2 separate regions of the Mus musculus genome follow, and region 1 is linked to region 2. A link is a loop called in an ENCODE intact Hi-C map of the cell type or tissue named here. Cell type or tissue: left cerebral cortex. All regions are shown on one strand.

What was found. Hi-C counts contacts between places; a loop is a spot of excess contacts. Peaks named below come from ENCODE experiments on the same cell type or tissue, not always from the same donor. Only the 100,000 strongest peaks of a DNase experiment are listed, where the experiment ranks them.
Region 1: a loop joins it to region 2, with 4 times the contacts of the local background. A loop is called at or near these places in 4 of 42 quality-filtered maps.

What each region holds. Positions count from the first base shown.
Region 1 is chr5:39,324,343-39,326,842 of GRCm38, forward strand. The region is part of intron 3 of LOC115490181 (a long non-coding RNA gene); the gene reads left to right. Among named protein-coding and RNA genes, the nearest start is that of Gm40292, 18 kb to the left of the region's middle. In left cerebral cortex, no CTCF peak of the experiment used is centred here; a DNase peak (open chromatin) is centred at 1,275; H3K27ac peaks cover 834 bases.
Region 2 is chr5:39,060,590-39,063,089 of GRCm38, forward strand. No RefSeq gene overlaps it. Among named protein-coding and RNA genes, the nearest start is that of Gm46937, 20 kb to the right of the region's middle. In left cerebral cortex, no CTCF peak of the experiment used is centred here; a DNase peak (open chromatin) is centred at 1,198; H3K27ac peaks cover 581 bases.

The DNA.
Region 1 (2,500 bases), 260 kb after region 2:
AAGCATAATATCATTCCAAACCTGGAGGTAATCACAAGTTAACTTTCTTAGTCACGGGGTATTGAAGTGTTACAGTGAATGTTGTGGATATAAAGATTATGAGATGTAATTATTATTGATGTTACTGTTATAATTATGCCTTGGGGCTAGATAAGGCATGCACCAGTATACAAAGATACACTTCACAAAGCATAGTCATAGCATTGCTTCAACAGGGTATCCACTAAGGCATTTTCTCCAATCATCTGATAGAACTGTTGAACTAATCCATTTCAAGCTGTTCTTTAATTTGGCAAAGCCGGGCAGGGAAAATGACTGATGCCTGTGTATGGATGACCATATGACATTAGAAGTTAAATTAGCCTTTTTATTCCCCAAGACCTTGTGGCAGCATGTCCCATTCTGAGTCAGAACTGTTCATTCCAGACTTCCTTTAGGTCATTCTGAGACACCCTCGTTGCCCAGAGGTTATCTATCCTACACACTCCTCTCCAAAAGCTCTATTGCAATACTTCTTTCTTATAAACTTCCGACTCTTCCTCACCTCCTGCAATAAAAGATGTGGACTGCTGTGCTCTGGCTTGCAAATTGCTTTTCCCACCAGTCTAAATGGCAGGTTGCTGAAACAGAGCATGCTGCTCTATCCATCAAGGCAACTGCACATGTGACTTCTGTTTGCTCACAATGTCCTTTCTCCTCGTTTTACCCAATTAACTCCTATCCTTCTCTGACCCAGGTCTTCAGTGACATTCAGCAGCATGTCTCCAGTGACCTCTTGCCCTTGAAAGAAATAACCTTTTCGTCCATTTAGCTAATTGTGTACCTTGTCTGTAGCTGTCATTGAATGCCTCACATCCAATCCTGCTTCTTCGAAGAGAATGTAAACTTTAAGGGTTTGAGGACCACGTGAAATGTATTTTAAAATGTAGACTAATGCCTATCAACAGGCTAATCTCTGCTGTACTGATTTCTATCAGTTTGAATGTCATTGGGAAATTACTTCACTTTCAACTAAAGTAGCATTTATTTTGCCTGTGCTATGTGACATCAGTGAGGATCCCTAGAAGATCAGCTGTGAAGAATGCAGAGGGATCTCTGCTTTGGTAGAAGTTTCCTCTCTAGATACAGGCAGGCTTATTATAAATACAGGTTCCACTGAATCAAAAGCTCCAGGAGAGGGGGGATGTGTCTTCTATCGAAATTGCTCTCTATGCATGGACACTGTCTGCCTTCAATACGTACTAAATAAGTGATTGGGCTGGACAGTCCCACCTCCTCTACAACAAATTAGGTTCATGATTTGCAGTTTTGTCTATTGGCATTTTAAAATCTAGAATCCATGTTGAGCAATGGATCACACCAGAGTGTCTGGCTCTAATTTTAGGAGACAGAATGTTACAGGGCTAACAACCATCTGTTTCCTTTGAGCAAATCTGTAACTGTGAAGTGTGAATACAGATTTTTATAGCATTTATTGAATTTTTAAACTACACCATTTTTGATTTATAGAAGGAAATTTAGAATTTTTTTAAAGCAAGAAAAAAAGTGAAATTTATTTAGAGGTAATTTTTGTAAACTGTGACTGAGTCTTCATTTTACCTTTTAGCTTTTATATGTATCTGCAAAACATTGTATGTATATATATGTGTGTGGGGGGGGTATACATATATATATATACATATCTCACATGGTATAATTAAGTTATGAATATAAGTAATGTGTAATAATAATACATGGTTAATTTGTGGTATATTATAATACTTAATAAAACAATATTATCTGTATTTCCCAAAGCTACAGTATTTGTGTTAATGGACACATGTTCAGTGTGTATAATATACCTGTAGTCTCTTATGTGAAGTTTACAGGAATCTGTAGATTATTTTCCCTTAGATTTTACTGGCAATTATTTCTTTAATCAAGAATTTGTAAAATTACATACAGCCAGTGACTGTAAAAATGCAAATTAAAATGAATCTTACTCTTGCGTATATAACTCAGGGAACTCCCCCTCTTAGCTCCTCTCCATAGCACTCAAATCTATACATGCCAGAGAACAGGGACACAGGAAGCTTGGGCCTAGGGAATAAAGGATTTAAGGATGTATTGGGTGGCACCCTCACAAGGTAGGCAGATTTATACCCATGTTACCATGGACCTCAGATGTGGCTCAAATGACATCAGTAGGCTAACTTGCCAGGACTGACTGAAGAAGTGTGGGGGATCTCGTAGGTATCCTTAATCATTTTGAAGTTACTCCCCTCACCTAGAACATAAATTCCTGCTAACTGCTATGGTTAATGAACACACTCCTCTATGTATGCTTTAAGTGTTATGTATCCACAAGAAATAGGACGATTCTTATTACACTTACTTTAAATACAACGAAAATGTCTAAAATTTAACTAAAATTTACCCACAAGTATTAGATTTTTAGAAACACTGTGCTGTGGATAAGCAAATATTTTTAATTGTATTACCCAGTGAACAATGATAGCAA
Region 2 (2,500 bases):
CTCACTCCCTGGATCCTTAGCAACCCTGACCATGGTATTCTGCCATCAATTGCTATAGCCAGTGTCAGGGCCAAGCCCTTGAACCTCAAAATCTTGAGCTAAACCTTCTTCCTCCTAGTAGCCTTGGTGTTTCGTTACTGTGATAAGTGACTAATTCACACCACAGATATGTACATCACCTGAGTGCCAACAGCTCCTGGCTCCCGTCTTCCTGATAGAGGAATAGGGCAGAATCTGGCTTTCAAGTAGGAAAGCTACCCTTGAGCTGTGCAGGGCATCACTGTTGGACAGTGCAGCCCAGATAGAGTGGATTTGCTTCTGTCTGACCTGACTTGGTCCCCAGCACCAACTGAGGTTAAGGAGGCTTTGAGCAAGTTTGCTACATCTTTTTAGGAGGATTGAAGGCAGCTGTTAGAAAACCATCAATCTGTTCAAGGTGAGTGAGGTAATTCCAAATTACTGAGAATCTCCTGCTGCCTTCCTAGACACTTCTGTGAGGCTCACCAGGCATTCATTGCCATAGAGCCAGATGTGCTAGAAAGCCAGTGATCAACCAATATTGCATTTGTTTTGCCATTTGCCCCCAGATATTAGAAAGAAACTATAGAAGTTAAAAAGGGTTTGAGGGTATGAATAGGTCCCAGTTATTAAGGACTGCTCAATAAAGATTTTCAGTTGGAAGAAAAGCAGAACAAAAAGATTGACCCAAGCAATCATGGCAATGCTCAGGGAGATTGATAAATGAGATTCCAGAGAGAGAAGTCAGAATCACCAGAAAGGCTAGAGAAGGACCAAGTGCTTATTGTAAACAAACAGACATTGGAAAAATAAACTCTTGATTTGGAAAAGGGAAAGATTCCCTGTCCTTCCTTGGATAAGGATTAGTGAGGAGGGTGCTCCATTCCTCTGTATCCCAGGAACCCAGGGTACATTTAAGGTAGGGAGCAAATCTGTTAAATTCCTGCTCCATGCCAGCCTGCCCCTACTATCCTGTAATTGGGAGAACCTAGGCATTGGGACCTTGGAAGAGGCCAGTGGCCTACCTCCTCAAAAGACATGATCCTATTTCTGCCAGTTAGCCAGCTTCTTTCCCACAGTTGAGGCTACAGCTCTGTTAGTGGAAGAACATGACCAGCTGACTTAGGGCCAGGAAATATTCCTAACCAGCTTACACTCTGTAGACAGGCAGAGTCCAGTGCAAAATGTCAGAGAAGCTGGCTGAACAGTGCTCACATGCTAGTGCCTTGTAGTAAGTAGAACTTCTGAACTATGAAATAGGGTGTTTGGCAAAAGAAATATACTGGTAAAATTCTGAGGGCTTGTCTTCATGTGTGAAGTGTCTACATGAAACTCTTACTAAACTTAAAATTGTGTTTATAACCATCCTTTCTTACTATCAGAATTTAAATACGCAATTTTATTCCTTAATCTAATGTGTTTATAATATAAAATAACTGTGCATTTGCAAAAACACATTCTGAACATGAGTCGTAGGTTGTTTCTATATGTAAGTATTTTCTCCTCGTTGACTCGCATTGATATTCTCCAACAGGCACCAGTTGATACACAGAAGTCCCTGGTTTTCAATGTAGTCTTACTTGTTTGTCTCCCTTCCTTAGTTCACACAGTTCACACTTGTATAAAGACCTTCTGCATGTTTCAAGGCTATGGGAACATTGTCTAGTGTTATTTTCTAGAAGACGGGCTCCAGACTTTCTGCATCCCTGTGGGTGGGGACTGAGTTTCATCCTCTTTCCATGTGCACCCAGAATCACCTGGGAGACACCCCCTCCCATGTTCTTCAGTGGCTCCACTCATCAAAGCCATGCATGTCCGCTTCTATTCTGATTCTGTTTTAGTTTTTGTACTACTACCCTCTTTCTTATATGCTCTCTTTGTGCCTCGCCTCTTGCTTTCTGTTAGAATTGCTTCCTCCAGTTTTGTTCTTTGTGAAGGTGCATGCGTCCTGTATGAAGAATGAATATTCAACCCATGTAATCCACAGCAAAGAACACCCTTTTGCCACATACTTAGAAATGTAACACTCACTCACTTACTCGCTCACTCAATGCTGCCCCTCTCATGTCCTCAGCTTCCCAGAAGCATCTTTGTAGTCATGTCCCCAATTTAGAGGGTCACCTACCTTCTCCTTCTGTTGTACATAACTGTCCTCTGAGCAAAGCAGTCACTGTCTTCATTAGCATTTTCTTGGTTGGTATTGATATAGGAGGGCTTAGTCCATCCTGGGCAGTGCTATCCTCCAGCAAGTGGCCTTCGGTTATATAAGAAAGGTAGCTGAGTCAACACTCCTCTATGATTTTTGCTTCAGTTCTTGCCTTGACTTTCTTCAATAAGAGACTGTAATGAGGAGAGGGTAGACACTGTTTGCAGCTCCACAGGGAGGAACTCTTGCTGCACTTTTTTGCTTGGCCTGGTTTGCAAGATGTGTTTAGATCTTTTCCTGCTGTAGACCTTGTGTTACTGATTATTTTTTCCCCTC